Regions from separate parts of the Mus musculus genome. Here region 1 is linked to region 2. Evidence: chromatin loops called from intact Hi-C (ENCODE). Cell type or tissue: left cerebral cortex. All regions are shown on one strand. Each heading gives the region's core, and the rest is flanking DNA. Links, peaks and the distances in the headings are about the cores only. Region 1 holds the start of Rgs9 (regulator of G-protein signaling 9). Region 2 overlaps Rgs9 (regulator of G-protein signaling 9).

Evidence for each region. Hi-C counts contacts between places; a loop is a spot of excess contacts. Peaks named below come from ENCODE experiments on the same cell type or tissue, not always from the same donor. Only the 100,000 strongest peaks of a DNase experiment are listed, where the experiment ranks them.
Region 1: it touches region 2 in a loop (3.0-fold over the local background); 12 of 42 quality-filtered maps call a loop at or near these places.

The regions. Positions count from the first base shown.
Region 1 is chr11:109,293,647-109,302,618 of GRCm38, forward strand. It overlaps Rgs9 (regulator of G-protein signaling 9), which reads right to left and starts at 4,535. Exons shown (of 19, transcript NM_011268.2): 1 at 4,292-4,535. The coding sequence starts at 4,348. Gm39441 (a long non-coding RNA gene) reads left to right here and starts at 4,584. Exons shown (of 3, transcript XR_880277.3): 1 at 4,584-4,804. In left cerebral cortex, for the core only: a CTCF peak has its summit at 4,606 (motif pointing right); a DNase peak (open chromatin) is centred at 4,563; H3K4me3 peaks cover 1,275 bases; H3K27ac peaks cover 361 bases.
Region 2 is chr11:109,240,920-109,249,891 of GRCm38, forward strand. Rgs9 (regulator of G-protein signaling 9) reads right to left here. Exons shown (of 19, transcript NM_011268.2): 11 at 8,060-8,121; 12 at 7,145-7,258; 13 at 5,534-5,649; 14 at 1-18. Among named protein-coding and RNA genes, the nearest start is that of Gm39440, 26 kb to the left of the region's middle. In left cerebral cortex, for the core only: a CTCF peak has its summit at 3,809 (motif pointing right); a DNase peak (open chromatin) is centred at 3,911; H3K4me3 peaks cover 316 bases.

The DNA of each region.
Region 1 (8,972 bases), core at 683-8,682, 53 kb after region 2:
TTCATAACTCAGTTACAAGCCTCCTTGAGCAACCTTACTCCTCCGATCCCGAGCACAGCATACACAGCATACTTCTCCCGCACTGGGCACATCCTCCAACAATGCCCCACAACCACATACCGTGTTTCTCACGGTTTACCCAGTATGCATTACCCACTGGACTCCAAGCTCCTTGGTGCGCCTGGCACCTGGCACCCCAGCACTGCATTTTGTATACCTAATAAAAAGGATGATATGGGAGAGCAATTCTCTCCCTCTGCACCAAATCTCCTTAACACCGCTGCTTCTCAATGGCTATCTAAGCAGAAGGGAGATACCATAAGCGACACAGAAAAGTCAAGTCACCTAAAAGAGGGCTCCTTCCGATGACATCAAGAAATCCCCGGGGCACTGAAGCTAAAATGGCCAGGATAGTGACCATGTTACCATTGAGATATGTGGACCAGCACCAGAGTAAGGGTCTATGGGGCCAGATGCTCCTCAGTTTGTCATGTGTCACCAGCTAATTCTATAGTAAAGCCCCGGCAGGTGGATCGCTACCTTTCGGTCACACTTGTCTTCTTGAGCCAAGATCGATCTCACACTCACTATGTAGCTGTAACAGCTAGTTTTCATGTCAGCTTGATACAAGCGAGGGTCATTTTAGAAGAAGGAATCTTTTTATTATTATTATTATTATTATTATTATTATTATTATTATTATTAGTTAGTTAGTTTTGGTTTTTCGAGACAGGGTTTCTCTGTGTAGCCCTGGCTGTCCTGGAATTCACTCTGTAGAGTGAATGCTGGCCTTGAACTCAGTAGAAGAAGGAATCTTAATAAAGAAAATGCCTCAATAGGATTAGCCTGTAAGCCAGCCTATGGGGCATTTTCTTGATTGAGGATTAATATGGGAAGGCCCAGCTTACTGTAGGCAGTGGCACCACTGAGCTAGCAGTCCTGGATGCTATCAGACATCAGGCTGAGCAAGCACTGGGGAACAATTCAGTAAGCAGTGTTCCTCTGTAGCCTCTGCTTCACTTCCTGCCTCCGGGTTTGGGCCCTGACTTCCCTCAGTGATAAACTGCTACCTAGAAGTATAAGATAAAACAAACCCATTCCTCCCCAAATTGCACTGAGCTTGAGGTGGAGGTCTGTGATGGAAACACTTTGACTCACAGGAGACAAGGCCCTACTGAGCAGCATCGGTCTCCCGCCTTTGAGAAGAGCCTCCATTTCCAGGGTGTCTGGAGTAATGGGGCAGGTACAGGAGACCCTTACATTGACTTGCTGGACTCGGGGGAAATGAAGATAGCTTATTATCCATCTGTCTCACCACAGTGGTCATCTTAGCTTACAGTCAGGCACATCATTTGTCTGTTCCAAACTTTGCAATGATTCCCTAGGGTGGGTAGGGGATCAAACTGCCTTCAAGGCATTCTGGGGGCTCATTATTATCGGGCTCATTATTGTCTCCCCTGCTCCCTCTACCTTTCTGCCTGTTTCTTGTGCTTTAAAATATGTCTACGAAGGGCCAACAGACCCTCAGACTCACCAGATCCCCTGTGTCTTTGCACTTCCATACCTTGGTGCATGTTGTCCTCTCTTCCTGCAGTCTCATCTATCTGTCCCTCCCCCCCCTTCCCTCCTCTGTCTCTCTCTGTCTCTCTATCTCTGTGTGTTTGTCTCTGTCTCTCTCTCCTTCCCTCCTTCTTCCTTTCTCTGTCTCCCTGTCTATCTCTGTGTGTTTGTCTGTCTCTCTCCCTCTCTCCTTCTTCTTCCCCCTCCTTCCTCTCTGTGTCTCTCTATGTCTCTGTCTGTCTGTCTGTCTCTCTCCCTCCTTCTCCTCCCTCCTCTTTCTCCTCCTCCTCCTTCTCCTCCTCCTTCTCCTCCTCCTCTTCCTCCTCCTCCTCCTCCTCCTTCTTCTTCTTCTTTCTCTCTCTCTCTCTCTCTCTCTCTCTCTCTCTCTCTCTCTCTCTCTCTCTGCCTAGACTCCCCCATTTATCCTTCAGTTCTCAGACCCATGTCCCCTGGTTATGCAGGCCCCCTCCCCTATCCCACACCAGAAGAAGACTCTGATCATTGTATCACACTTGCCGTGCCTGTATTGTTTCCAGGTTCCACCTATGCTTGTGTGCCTGGCAAGTCACTTAACCTCTCTGAGCCTCAGTATCCTTCTCTGTAAAGGACAATGGCAACTGTCTGACAAAACAAGACAATGCACGCAAAGCCCTGCCCACCTTGGACACTGATGGAGTGGAGAATAGTACCTCACCTGGGTCCGCATTCTGCTGGTCCCGGCCTTTTTTCTGAAAGCCTGGTTACTAACTCAGGTGGATAACTGCTGAGGACTTTCTACCATAGGCTCCTGAGGTTCTGTAGACCTCTGTTCTGTCCTCTGACCTACGGGGTTCTGTGATCCAACTCAAGACCCCAGTGGGCACAGATGGGAAGCAGACAGGATCCTTACCAGGACAAAGCAGCTAGGAGAACAATACTGTGGGTGAGGAGGACACAGTCTGTAGATCCAGAGAGGGAAGTTGCTCTCCCCATGGAGTCAGAAGGACCCTGCTTCACAGAGGAGCGGGAGTTTGGCAGAGGGGGGAAAGGATCTTTCTGTAAAAGCATGGGGTCCTAGAGAAATGAGGACATTCTGAGTGACAGCTTAGGGTGGCTGGCCTGCTTTGTTCTTCTCCTTGGAGGGCAGGAGTGGGAGTTGAGTAAGAGGAAGAGCCAGGGAGATGGTGGAAACTGGGCCCCGAGCAACCAGGCTGCAAAGGGTGGACAGTGTCCTGTGCATCTAGGAAGCCAATGGGGCCAGGGGTGGGGGGAACATCCTATATGAGAACTCACTCAGTGTGGGAAAGAAAACCAATGTGTATGAAGGGTGTCAGGGAGGAGGGGAGAGGCAGTGAGGACCATGAAGTAGGGTGAATGCAGAGGCTGTGTAGAAGAAGAGGTTTGGCTGGGAGTAAAGGGGAGATGGGCTAGATGGGACTGGACAGGGTGTAGAAGGGGAGGCTGGGGTGGAGGTGAGGGGGGAAGGTTAGGATGGAGAGAATCAGAGGACAGGCTGGGGAGGAAGTGAGAGGGTCTGAGGAGGAGCTGAGGAAGATTGTGTGGAGGTACAGCATGCCGGGGGTGTGGGGGGAGGATGCTGGAGAGCAAGACACCACTCAGAAGGCCAAGGGAAAGGATGCATGGGAGTGATAAACACACGAGTGCTACAGATAGGTGCTCTAAGCTCCAAGCCAGGGCCGTCCTGCACGGCAGGAGAAGACCAGCCTAGACACGATCTGAAAATGACGTTCGACTTTGGACCACCAGACTTGGGCAGCCTCTTGTCCTTTCAGGAGCTGGGAGCTGCACTGTCTACTCTCCTGAGTGAGACAGTGTTCCCTTCTGTTTACGGCATGGCCCTTACATCTCTTCTATCTGGCTTCTCGGGGAGATGACCAGGTGTGCCGAATGTCCTGGTGTGCCCAGGTCTGTCCAGCTTTTAACATCTTGTAGATTAGGATACTTAGTCACCAACTGCACCCAGTTGCTAAGCTCCAGAGGCTCAAGGCAGGGAGGGCCCAGCTTGTCACAGAACATCCATCGGGCTAATTCCCTCAACAGGATAATCCTATGAAAAGTGGCATGAGCCAGAGGTAGGGCAGACAAGTGACCTGGGACTTAATCCTGTGAGTGTCTCTTCCCACACTGTCTAACTTAAAAGCCCAGAACTAAATGAACCACTTTGTCCCCAAACACGTCACCCCATAGGTACATTCCACCTCCCACATGTCCATCGGGAACGGACACCCTGTTCTGGCCATTAGCCATCGACAAGAAACGGTTCTAACTATACAGAAAACACACAGATTGCCATCCTGGGATCAGGGGAGGCTCTTGATCCCACAAATCACATTTTCCTGGTCTTTTTATACACACAGGCATACACACACTTAAAAATCCTGCTGTTTAGTATTGGGGGAAATGTTCATTTAATAGCCGATTCCTTGTAACAATATAGGCTGTCTCAAATCACCGCGCAGCTTCAAGCACTCTCCTGAGTAACAGGTTGTTTTTGGCCTGCAGCAGACCATCACGGCTGCCTTCGAATTCTCCACTACAGTTTACGCGAAAACCCAATCATTATGGTTTTTAAATACAACACATAGAGCCACATAGAAGTCATTTAGTAAAATTGGGCAGCGCGGATCGACCTAGATGGACGCCCTCTGCCCCTGCCCAATCTTCCCTTGGACACTCCACATACTGGGTCCCCGCCCACTTGCCAGGGTCCAGATGGGGATTCCCAGGGTACCTTTTGGAGAAATGCCATCCTCGGCCTGTACTGCTGGCCTTGGTGTCGGATCGTCATTCTGGACCCTGGATGAATTCACGACCACAACACGAATGGGAGCGAAAGGGGAAACCCCCAAGTTCACAAGCCAGCCTGGTCTGCCCCAGCCTGGGCGTAGACCGGGAGGCACAGAGAGCGGAGCGCGCAGGGCCCAGAATACCGCCCTCCACCCCTCGACTCTCCCTCGCACCCGCCGACATGCAAAGCAGCTGGAATTCGCGCCAACCAATCAGCGAGCAGCGCCGCGCGCTCATTAGCATGCACTGCGCGGGCTCCCACCTGCCACCAGGGGGCGGCGTCCGGCTCCACCTGGACCAAACCTCAGGTAGGAAGGCCAGATCAGGGATGCTGAAGCTAGAGCATCTGCCCCAAGGTGTGTGAGCCTGTTAATCTCTTTATATACAGAAGTGAGACAGAGCACAGTGGGAAAGGAGCTTTCCGACGCCAGCTTGCAGGAGAGTTGGACATCTTTGGGTAAGTCAGCGCTAAGAATTTCTTTATAAGAGAAGAGAAAATTTTAAACAGTTTCATGGTATCCAATAGAAGTGTCCATGAAGCTTCTAATAGATAAGTGAGCAACGCTGTGATTGTTCCTAGATAGATATTTAAGATAAAAAAAAATACCAGATGTAGACTTTTATTAATTGGCCTAACAAATAGACTAACTAGTAAGATGTTGGTTTCAAGAGAGGAAGAAGTGAAGAAGCCCATAGACACTCTTTAGCTAACTGTGTGCCCTTAGGCAAATTATATTTTACTTCTAATTCCCGATACTTGTATTTGTTTGTCTTTAATAGACTCTTAAAGGAACTTTTAAACTGACCTAAAAATTGGGCAGATGGGACAGAATAGATGCCTCCAGAGTGGCCACCTGCTCCACACATTCATAACCCCCCTCCAGGGTCAACCTGTCTGGGGAGATTGGTATGTGTCACCAATTGATGAGCCTATATTGGCATATATCCAGAAAAAAAAAAAAAGGATGAAGCCTCCACTTAGTCTACACAAGCAGGATAGATATACAATGTCGCATCTCGCATGTTTAAGTTGAAAAAGAACAAAGGGATTCGCCTTAGTGGTGCTCAGTCAACTGGTATACCTTTAGCATCTAAGCCCTTATCCACTATTTTTTTTTCCTTTCAGGCACATTTATTTGTAAGAATCCGTTGAACGCTGTGGACACTCTCAGAAAGCATGCTCACACACATGTTCACATAACACTGACTCCAGTTTGCAAACAATGTCAAAGTGCTCGTTTCCCCTGGGCCCCATGCAGAAGCCCCCACATCACAAACTTCAGTGAAAAGGATGTGAGCTCTCCAGGGATGGGTTGATGCAGAGGACCGGGGTTTCTGCCAATCATACCAGACCTCTGAGAAGCGTGTTCCTTATGTGAGCTGGGATCCCAGGAAAAAGCTGCAATGTCTTGACGTTTCCTCATGGAACAACTTCTGGGTTTAGTGTTACACGGAATACACATAAGCAAATAAAGCCAGCATTTCTTAGTTCTATAAATTCTGAGTAAGGAAAATAGAGGTGATTTCCTAAGGGGGTGGATTGGGAGCTTAAGTCATTCAGCAATGAGGAAAATCGAAAATGTAAGGAATTGTGCTCAGCTCTAGAATAGGAGCCGTCGTAGAGAGCATGCTGCTCACTGTCATCTCTTCTTTCAAGCTTCCCTGTGAAGCAGTCATATTTTGGAGGATTTTCTCTTAGCCTATTGGACCAGAGATGCTTGGTGGGTGTACCAGAGGCTGGTCCTCAGCCTGCGATGTGGTTCCACAAAGCTTAGGTTACGCTTCTTAGAGTATTTATTATATTACCTTTGCAGATGTCAACCAGAGCCAGAGAGATGGGACATGGAGACAAGAGGAATCTGAGGTGAATTGCGAGCTGAATTCAGGGGGGAAGCAGAAATGAAAGATGAGTGGAGGAAGCCAGAAAACATAGAGAAGCCAGCAAACAGTACAGGCAGAAACCAACAGGAGCTGTGAGGCAGGTGAGAGCCCCTTGAGGCAAGCTGGGCCAGGGCCTTCCCAAGGGCAAGAGTGTCTCTGGGGCTCTCCCGCAGAGCTAAGTCTCTGTTCCTTCCAAAATGCTCCAATATGTAATTTGATATAAAAGGTTTAGGTAGCAGCCTGGAAAAGAAATTGATGCCGTTAACCTATTTAAACAACAATTATATTGTGTGCTGGGCTTTGTGCCGAAAGGCCTGGCATTCAAAACAGGCTGTGATTCCCATCATCTCTGTCTCAAGGAACTTACAGTTTCATGGAAGGAAAGAATAATTGCATAAAACCAGTGCAAAACACAATTCAGATATGTCGAAAACCAGACGGCACAACACAGTGCTTTGGGAAGGCCTTTTGTCTGAGTGGATGGCAACTGTGATGAGGGGGCATTATGGGGTCTCGAAGGGAAAGGGGGTTCAAGCAAGTGAGAGAGGATAGAGAAGCAGGAGTCAGCAGGATTGGAGGATGGTGACAGGGAGCTCACTGGACACCAGATCATAATACTGATGCAGTTTGGAAGGGCTGGGTCTGTGATGGAATGGGAATGGGCAGAAGGGGAAATGCCAAGAAATATAAATGTTCAATACTGAGGGGAGCACTGTGGGTAAAGTACCTGTTGTGCAGCCCTGAGGACCTGAGTTCAATCCCCAGAGACCCACTTTTTTTTTTTCTAAGAAAAACGGAGCATTAAGTACACTTGTAACTCCAGTACTGGAAGAAGACAGTCAGATCCCTAGAGATACCTAACCAGCAAGCCCAGCCTATGCAGCGAGCTCCAGACCAATGAGAGACCATATCTTAAATAACAAGTAGCTGGCTTGTAAGGCAGGACACCCAAGACCACAACACCCACACATATGAACATGTGTGTCCAGCCTTCCCACGCACAGGCGTGCACTCACACAAACACACTTACATGCATACATTTATACATACAAACTAATCTTTGTAAAGGTGACCACCTTAATAGGCATTGGTGGTTACACTGGCGAATTCATCTATTAACACTCAATTATGTTGCTCAAATTAGAGTCCATTGCTGTTTGTAAACAATACCTCAACAAAGAGACTGACCCTCAAATCCAACAAGTCAGAGGAGCATAGTGCTAATAGCTAATCGTTCTATGACTCCGTTACAATGATTCTGTCATTGTCCTCTTCATCACGGGTATCCTGTGTTCTTGTCATCCTTATAAGAGTGTGATTCAGAGCCTAAACTTAGATCACAGCCCTAAATATTATGCAACGCAATTTACAGTGCCATGGATCTTGTCCTCAAAGAACAAAATCTATTCTACGTATGATGGTGTGCCATCCACACAAGCTGCAATGTCCTTCGATACCTAAGTCAATAATCATCTTGATAGAATGTCGTAGCTTCCGTAGTTCAGCCCACTGTACCAAGGACTGGGGGTACAGAGTTTAAAAGGCATGTCTCTCACCTTTGGGCTTCTTTTACAGTGTGGGAGGGGAGGAGGGACCATAAGGGGTTCATTTCCTCATGGTGAATCTATCTGACTGCTTTGAAGCAGGAAGTTCCATGAAGTAATTTCTTAGAAATTGGCCAGTGTTAAAGGAGTCACCAGAAAACCGGGTGTGGTGGCACATGCCTTTAATCCCAGCACTCAGGAGGCAGAGGCAGGAGGATTTCTGAGTTCGAGGCCAGCCTGGTCTACAAAGTGAGTTCCAGGACAGCCAGGGTTTTACAGAGAAACCCTGTCTTGAAAAACCAAAAAAAAAAAAAAAAAAAAAAAAAAAAAGGAGTCACCAGAAGGCGTGGGAAAGTCTGGAGAGAGACAAATACTGGAAAGTCATTCCCATTACCAAAGCCCAAAGGAAGGAGAGCTGGTTCTCTATGTAGAAGATAGTCTTCTCAGAGAGATTTGACTGTCTCCAGGACAGAACTCTTGGAGAATAAACACCAGAAATCTCTCGTCCTGCCATCAGTCTCCTACTGTGGATGGCCACTCTTCTAGTCTGCAATAAAGAGGGCAGCTCAGCCTGGCTGAGGTGAATCTTAGGGTCAGCCTCCAAGAGCAGAATCTGGCAGAGCAGCCCAAATGACTGCGGACAGCAGCAGAAGAGGAGAGAAACGTCTCTGGTGCCATCGATGACTAGAGGTGTCTTGGAGTCCATCGCATGCCTTCGAACACTTTAATGAGCTCCGCAGCACCCACTCCTGTGACAACTGATAACTCCCTGCCTTAGACATAAATGGAGTTGGGTTCACCTGACTCAATGGGCCTCAGCCCACACTGTTCTCATTTGCATTCATAGGATTCTGTCGTGTTGGAAGTTGTCACAAGTATCTATTACATTTGCAAATGTAAAAATAAAACAGGAACTTGGGGGATCCTCTTAGATGGAGAGTATTTCTCCCTCACTCAATTGGACAAACAACACCTTCTGAAGACTTATCAATACCTAATATTCCACTGAGGAACCACGTGGGGCCAGCAGGCACCTCACTGGTCAGCTGCAGTTCAACAGAAGGGAAGTGAGGCTGGGCTCGCCCTTCTCCAAAGACAATTAGACAGCTAGAAAGCATCCACACTTGGCATGCTGCCTGTTGGCTCAGAGATGGGGAAAGAGGAATTGGAACTTTCCAGAAAAATCTTCTTCAACCAGGG
Region 2 (8,972 bases), core at 642-8,641:
AGAATCCTAGGTTCTCCCCTGCATGAGGAAGATAGCCCACGAAGATGAAAGCCGGGCAGGAAATGAGTGGAGAGAAGAGGAGAGAAAGGTCAGGTGGGCTCCGCTCAGTTGAGTGTCTTCCTGCAAGACGAGTCACTGAGCACTGGGACATCGAACGACTCCATGTTGACTGAGAGTACGAGCCATGTCTCACTTCCGGGATGAGTGAATTGTTGGGTCTCAGCAATGGCGTGACTCGTGAGCCATAAACTGGATTGGCTGCCAGCATGTTTAACGAGATTATCCACTCACGACGTGGATGCTGTTCTGCCCTCCAACGATACATCCTAATCTCTGCCATGTTCTTTTTCTAAATTGGTATTTGTTTGTTTATTGGTGGGCGGGCATGGGTGTAGAGGTTAAAGGTTGAATTATGCAGTTGGTCGTCTTCATCATGTGGGTCCCAGGGACTGAACTGAAGTCACCAGGCTGAGCGGCAAACGCCTTTACCCACCGAACCATCCTACCAGCGCCCATATTCTTTCTGGCCGAGAACTTATCTATAGCAAACACTTCCCGAACAATTCACACAGGCTCATGAGCATGGATGACTTCACTCTACAGCTTCCTACGCTCTGCTGCGTCTCATGCCCATGTGACTCCTGCCTGTTTTGGTTGACTGTGCCCAGGGACCCCCACCTTCTGTACACCACCATCTTCCCGCCCAAAAGTCCTTGGACTATTTGAAAGCTGATAGCAGATGCTTAGAAGATACCTGACTACTAGGGGTGCTTAATGTCATGAGAACCAGAGAGATTTTGTTCCTCTAGACTGAGAGAGAGAAAAGAAAACAGACCCCCAAAATCCTTAACCTCTTGCCAATTTCACATTTACTCCCCAGTGCTTGGCTGAACCCAAAAAGCATCAGGATGTGTTGGTACAAGGATTCTAGTGATGCCACGTATCAATTACACCTGAGAAAATAAAGATGGTGTCATCAGTAAGCAAGTAACAGGGTGTGTGTGTGTGTGTGTGTGTGTGTGTGTGTGTGTGTGTGTGTACATACACACTCACACTCTGAAGTGCTGTGGTGCCGTTTAATAGGAAAGAAAACCTTCTCCTCTGCTTCCACAGTGTTTCCTGAGAGCCCCCAGTTATGTCAGACGGGCAGAAGCTGCACAACTCCACACTAGCTAGAATTTGTCCCATAACCAGAGGCACATATTCTTTGGACAGAAATCACAGGCCAATGTTTTTCTTCATTAATCTATTGTTGTGACATCCACACCTCTTGCTTATTGAAAGTTAATCACTTATAACTAGATTAAATGAGCAATTATTCATAAACGTCAAAAGGTAAAAAAAACAACTCAAAATGGCACAGAGGAGGATCACCCGTGATATACCGACACATCTGCCGTGAAAGAATCTCTTAGCTTCGGCTGCCAACTGGAAACAACCCAGAGTTATCTGAGCGAATCTCAATGGGGGGAGGGGGATTGCCTCAATTACACTGGCCTGTGCTATATCTGTGGGCATTTTCTTGATTGATTATTGATAGAAGAGGGCCCGGTTCACTGCGGTGGGCCTGGACTGTATAAGAAGTGTAACTAAACACTAGCCTGGAAACAAGCCAATGAGCAGTACTTCTCTGTGGTTTCTGTTTCAGCTCCTGCTTGACTTCTTGCCTCTACTTCCCTCGGTGATGCACTGTGATCTGAAAATATGAACGAGGTAAACTCTTTCCTCCACAGGTTGTTTTGGGTGGTGGTGGTTTTTATCACAGCAGCAGACGGCAAGGTAGAACATGGTGTTCTATGAACCTTGAAGGCATCATGGAGGTTTGAATGAGAATACCCCCCCCCCATCCATAGGACCATCAATTGGAATACCTGGTCATCAGGGGGTATTACTACTTGAAAAGATTAGGATTTGTGGCCTTGTTGGAGGAAGCGTGTCTGTGGGGATGGGCTTTGAGATTTCAAAAAGCCCATTCCACACCCAGAGCCGCTCTCTTCCTGCTGACTGCGAATCCAGTGGCTGACTGAGCTCTTATCTGGAAGAACTCTCAGCCACTTCTCCAGCACCATGTCTGCCTGTAAGCCACCGTGCTCCCCACTGTAATGGTAAGGGACTTAACCTCTGTCAGCCAGGCCGATTAAATGCTTTCTTTTATGAGGTGTTGTGGTATGGGGTCTCTTCACAGCAATGGCATGCTGAGTAGAACAGAGGTTACAAGTAGCTCAGACACTGATCCTACGATTACACTGGCATGAGGAACCTAAAGCTGTCAAACTAAGAGAGGCATGTGTGGCATGGCAGCCACCGAGGGGTGGGCGAATAGGAGGTTAGTAATTAAGTACACAGTTTCAGCTTGAGACAACATCCTAGAAACCCAGACACATTGATTGCTCAGTGAACAGTGGCACTCAAATGGTTAAAATGGTACATTTTTGTGTTACATATATTTTACTAAGTAAAAAACAATTAAGGTGGGCACAGAGGCCTACCTGTAATCCTCCTACCCTTTGGGGAGGTAGAGGCAGCTGGATAGCCATATCAGCCATATCAGTGAGACCTGGGTTCAATTGAGAGCCCCTGACTTCATGACTAATGACTAAGACAGAGAATGACCAAAGAAGACTCCTGGGGTCAATTTCTCAGGCTTCCACACTCAATGGCAGACATGTGTTCAAGCACCTACATATACATGTATGCACTCACAGGAGTATTTATACACACTCATTTTAAAACGTTAAATAAACACCTTAAAACACATATAAGATTTCACTGCAGTATTCATAAAGCCCAAAGCCAAATTCAAGGGTTGGAGAGATGGTTCCATGGGTACAAGCATTTGTTGCTCTTTCAGAGGACCCAGGTTCAAGTCCCAACACCCACATGGTGGCTCACAACCATCTATAACTCTAGTTCTAGAGGACCAGCTCACCTCTTCTGGCCTCTGTGAGTACCAGACATGCACACAGACTTACAAACATACCTGCAAGCAAAACACCCACAGACATAAGTTTAAAAAAATAACCTAAAAAATCCCATGATGGATGAATACAGGTGGTACGCACAGACAATGGACCTGATACAGCCATAAAGAAGAGTGTAGAACACCAAGTAAGAAAAGGTCACACACTGTACGGTCCCCATCACAAGAAGCACGTGGAATACCCAAATCCACGGAGACTGAGGGAGAGGAGTGTGCAGCATGCCATGGTGAGGGAAGAACTGAAAATGACCTACCATGGGTAAGGCATTCCTCCCTGAGCTGTTACAGAATTAGCTAGTGTTGGCAGTTGTACGGTTCGGTGAATATATAAGATGACGCAAGACATCAAAGCCACTGGATTGAGCCCAGGGTGGTGGGCTACACAATTCTATTGCTTCAGAGACTGAGGCAGGAGGATCACGAGTTTGAGGCCAGCCTGGGCTACCCAGAGAGCTGCTGTCTCAAAACCAAACAACAACAACAACAGAACACTTGGAAGACAGAGGCAGGAGGACTTGGACGTCAGGTTCACCCTCAGCCACACAGTGAATCTGAGGTCAGCCTGGGTTATATGAAACTTCAATTTAAAGGTGGGGGTGGGGGTGGGGATGAATCGCATATGGGTCATACCTAAGTTTTAAGTTTTTAATTAAATAAGAAAACCAATGGTTTGTGTTCCCTGTTCATACATGAATCCCTCTGACGCTCCTCAGGAGACTGACTATATAATACGGTTTCAGAGATGCAAGGAAAATTTTCTAGATGCTTGCTTTTATCAAGGGATGCATGGCTGAAGCTCAGCATGCTACTTTACTTACTGTCCACTAGATGGCACCATTTCCACTTAGTCACGGGGCGCCGAGGCGCCCGCTCCTGTTCCATCCATCTTTCGGAGGGCTATTACATTTATGCGATTTGGCTTGCTTAGAGAGAATGATTTACAGCAAGCCATGTTCTAATGCAATGCTCTGTATCGGGCCGCCATCCAGACTAAAGCACGTCCAGTATGACTCGCTTCAGAAGCAGGGCCCCAGACTAACTGCTTTAGGGTAATCAGCCTTGGAGTCTCAAACCCAATCACGGAGCTCCCCGGTGATGGGAATGGACAAACAGATAAAATAAATCGCATAAAAGCCAATTTGTCGGCAAAGGTGGCAAAGAAATTGAACGTGTAATTGGTTCTAATCCGGCCTCAGTGTGTTCCCGGATGTTTCTCAGTGGATGAGACACCCAGAGACAGACCTCCTCCACTAAAGCCCGCATCCTCTGAAGGCTTGGAAGAAACCAGGGCAAGAGGTTACACTTCAATCACCAAGGAAGCTTTCAAGACCACAGCGACTGCAACTCAGTCCAATTAAAAAGGCATCTGGGTCCGGGGTGGACACGAGTTTAACATATCTGTGCAGGGCTGGAGATGGTTTTGTGGTTTAGCACTGGCTCCTCTTCCAGGATCGGTTCAATTCCCAGCACCCATATGGCCGCTCACAACCCTTTGTAACTCCAATTCTGGGGAATATGACACCCCTTCCGGCCTGGATGGGCACTGCATGCATATGGTATACAGAAATACATATTGGGGTGTGGGTGTGTGTGTGTGTGTGTGTGTGTGTGTGTGTGTGTGTGTGTGTGTGTAAAATAAAATAAATCTAAAAGATATGCATGGTTGGGTTGAATCTACAGAACATCTAAGCTAAAGGCAATAGGACTTCCAAAGAGCCTGGGAAGCTTAGCTTGTTCAGCTTCCTGGCCTTTGAAGATGTACTTAGGTGAGGGTAGAGGGCCAGAGGCCAGGGAAATGGGTTAGAAGAACTCTGGGCAATGAAATGAGGGAAACCAAGAACGGATGGAGAATTCCCTGGGAATTGTGAGTGAGGCTAAGGAGATTGTAGAAAAGATGTTAACATTCCCTGGTGCTATACACACACACACACACACACACACACACACACACACACACACACACACACACACCTCAGAATGCAGTGACTTTCTGAGCCTATGGAAAATGAAGGTCCTGGACCCAGGTTAGACTCTTACTCCTGGGAAAGCAGGAGATCCTGTTTAGACCTTAACAAGGTATGGAAGCACCCACTGCAAAACTCCTAAAAGTCTAGGCTGGCCATGAAAGGGAGAGTAACTTTTTTTAAAAGACTCGTGCTGGAAGGAGGGGCTGCTTAGTCCCTGAAGTCTTTGCCATGCACCCACCAAGCTGTGGGTTCGAGCTTCAGCACCCTTTAACACCAAGTAGAGGGTCTCATGCATGTTCCCAGCACTTGGGATGGAGAGTCAAAAGAACCAAGAGGTAGCCTGGGCTACACGTAATCCTGTCTCAGAGAGGAGGGAAGGGGAGGGAGAGAAGAGGAATTAAAAGAAAGGGAGGGAGGAAGGGAGGGAAGGAGGAAGGTAGGAAAGAACAGAGGTAGGGAGGGATGGAGGGAGGGAAGGAGGGAGGGAGGAAGGGAAAGAGGGAGGAAAGAAGGAAGGAAGGAAGGAAGGAAGGAAGGAAGGAAGGAAGGAAGGAAGGAAGGAAGGAAGGAAGGAAAGAGAACTCACCACTAAATTCCTTCTTGAGAAAGTACTGGAAGCTCTGCCGACCCTTGGGGTCTCGAATCAGTTCGCTGAAGTTGAAAGCCCATCTCTCCACTCGCATCTTGGTTGGGATCTCCACCCTGCAAGGATGGTGACTGGTAAATGTGGCACTCCCTGGGAGACAGGGGCTGTACTTAGCCTCAGTGGGAGTGATAGGTCTACCAACCTTCATGAGGTCCTTGGCCAATGTCTCCACCTGATCCCAGTTTTGCTCTGCCCCCTAGCCTCTGCATAGACACACAATCCAAGTTGCCACTTACTAGGAGGACACAGCCTCCAAGTCCCCTGGGGTTCACACCAGAGATGTGGCCTCCCAGAGCTGAGGGAGAGTCACAACCCAGTGGATCCCTGTTCTTCAGGGGTAAAGATCCCCGTCATAAAACAATCTATGAAGGCTCAGGCTGCCACCTTCAAGCCAGGTTAGAATTCCAGTGACATATTGGTCCCTGGATGCTGTGGTCACAGCTACCAGTCAGCATCTGTCACTCACCAAGACTTCCCTTTTACCCTGAATGTGCACGAATGTTTGTGACAGCATTTGTCATGATAGTTACCACTTGGGAAAAGCCCAAATGTCCTTCTCTAGACAGACGGGTTCACACAGGGAAGTTTGTTTATACAAAACTGAAACAAAATGCTACATCCTGCTACAGTGTGAATAAACTCTGAAAGTTTAGCAGGAAGTGAAAAATGCCCAATGAAAGACCACACATCCTATGATGTCATTTACAGGAAGCATCTAGAATAGAAGAATACGGATAATCAGAAAATAGATTGACCACTGACCATCTAGGGGGAGGGCAGGGAGTGGAGATTTGGGGGCACCAACAACTAGAGGGTGCAGATTTGTTTTTAAAACATTGTGGTAGAGATTATATTCCCCTGTCAATATAACAAAATTTTAACTGTACACTTTAAATGGGTAAATTGTATGACATATGAATTACAACTCAAAAAAAAAAAAACTCAAACTTGATATAGGGCCTGGTGTATACCAGGTTGGCTTTGAACCTGCTATGTAGCTCAGGAACCTTGAATGCCTGATCCTCCTGCCTCCCAGGTGCTGGGGTTACAGGTGCACCATTATATTGTGTTGGGGGTCAAATCTGAGGCTTCATGAATTCTAGACACTCTACCAACTGAACCACAGACCACCCTAAAATAAAGCACATTTTGGGCTGAGGAGATGGCTCAGTGGATAAAGCATTTGCTATAAAAGTGTGAAAACCACTTTGGGTCTCCAGAACTCATGTAAAAACCTAGCAGGTGTGGTAGCCGCCTGTAAACTGCCCCCTCAGGAGGCAGAGACGGGATCCCCAGGGAAAGCTAGCTAGGTAGACTAGCCAGAACTGGAGAACTATGGGCTCAGTGAGAGACCACCACTTAATAAACAAAGTGTAGATGGGTGGAAGGAAGACATCTGATACCAGCCTAAGGCCTCCATACACATGAACACATGGACCCACACACCTGGTCTCAATCATACACACGTGCAAACACATCACACACATACACTCGACAAAATAAAATCAAACAAACCAGATTTGTTAAAATTTCAATGTTTGAAATACATACAATTTGGCATTTAAATCCCAGAACTGGGTGTCGTCTGTTATCCAAGGATTGCTTGGAAGGCAGCCGGACATGATGGCGTCATTGGACGAGAACTGCTCGCTGTACTTGACAATTCTGAAAAGCAGATAGAAAGAGGGCTTCCTAGAAATCCAACCCAGAGAGCCCGGATAATTCCATGGCATAATTGGCCTGCCTGGCCTCTCTTCTGGTATCGGCTTAGTTACATGTCTATTACTGTCTTCTCAGAAAAAAATGTGTGACAGCCCTGGGATGGGAAGCTATTTAGAGAGATCTGTCCTAGTGTGATAGTGCTGTTTTTCTTCCAGTCCTGTCCCCTTGTCAATTTTCTGTCCCTAGTTCAAACATGGCTTTGTCACATGTCATAGGAAGATTTTACATTCCAAAGTTGACTCAATCTGTGTCTTGGTGTCCATTTTAGAAGCTGCAATTGTCACAGATGAACCAAGACCACTGATCTTCTAGATTCCACCTCTGGAACCAATAATGCCTATGTTTGGGAACTTCAGTGCACTACTGGAAACCCTTTGGCCTCAAGCTAAGTGGGGCCTTCTGAGTTCATGCATTTCCTGATGTCTGAGACAGAAGCAATGCTCTTATCTGTGTGCAAGGAGAACCACGGGTTCTTGCCATGAATTCTGCCCATAGCCATAGGCTTACTTTTAGGGAAGATGGATCATTTTTTAAAAAAACTATTAATTTGGGAAGGTATAAAGGCTATCTGAAGATTTTTATGAGACCCTGACCTGTAACCTAATGTTGGAAGTCAGCAGTGACAAAATATGGTTCATTGGAACCTACGGTCAGTTTTCACGTTGCCTGTCATGTTTGACTTAAAGCAGACATTCTCTTACACACCTATCATTCGTGATTTAGCAAGACAAATCAGGGACATACCCTCCAAGAGACACCGAAGACTTCACTGTGGACCTCATTAAGGCCTGTTGGTAATACATGATCTGGAAAGAGAGACGGCTGTTAGAAGACAGCTGTGATTGTTAGTCACGACTCGGGAATCACTTGACAGACAGACAGACAGACCTCTGGGGATGTCTATGTGGGGATTTCTAGACTGGGTTGTGATGGGAGGCCCCACCCTTAAAGTGAACAGCACCAGGCCACAGGCCGGGCTCCAGGATTGAAGACACCGAGGAAAGTCAGCTGAGCAGCAACTGCATTCATAGCTCTCTGTTTCTTGACTGTGGATGCCCTGTGACCAGCTGCCTTGTGCAGTGCTGCTGTGACTCCCGCTTGCTCCCATGGTGGACTGTATCCCCCTAGAACTGTGAGCCAGGTAAACCCTTCCACCCTTAAGTTGCTTTGGTCAGGCAACAAGATAAGTAATATGATCTCCAACTCCCCGCCCTTGAGTACAATTAACTCTGATATTACAAAGATCCAAGGCCATGTATCTACACCAATAGTGTACTCTACATCTCTAAGTCAGGGCTTGGGTTCACACTTCAGACTTCTGGTCAATATTCTCCTTAACCCATCGTGTGCCAGTTTGAGAAAAACCAACAGCTGGGGGGCGGGGGGACGGGACACAAAATGTCCAAAGGAGGTTTGAAGTGAGATGGGGAGATATCCGTTGAAGTCCTGCAGAGACCGACCAAAGTAGATAGCTAGTCACCCTGCTCAGATTCCAAATGGATTTGTAAGAGTGGGGTCCAGTTTGGGGATGCACAGTCTTCTCTCCCACAGTCCTCCCTGACCATCCCTCAGATGTGTGGCTTCAAGGGACATTTCAGATCCCAAGCCTTAGCATCTGCTCCATTCAGACCTCACCAAGCATCCTTTGCTGCCCATT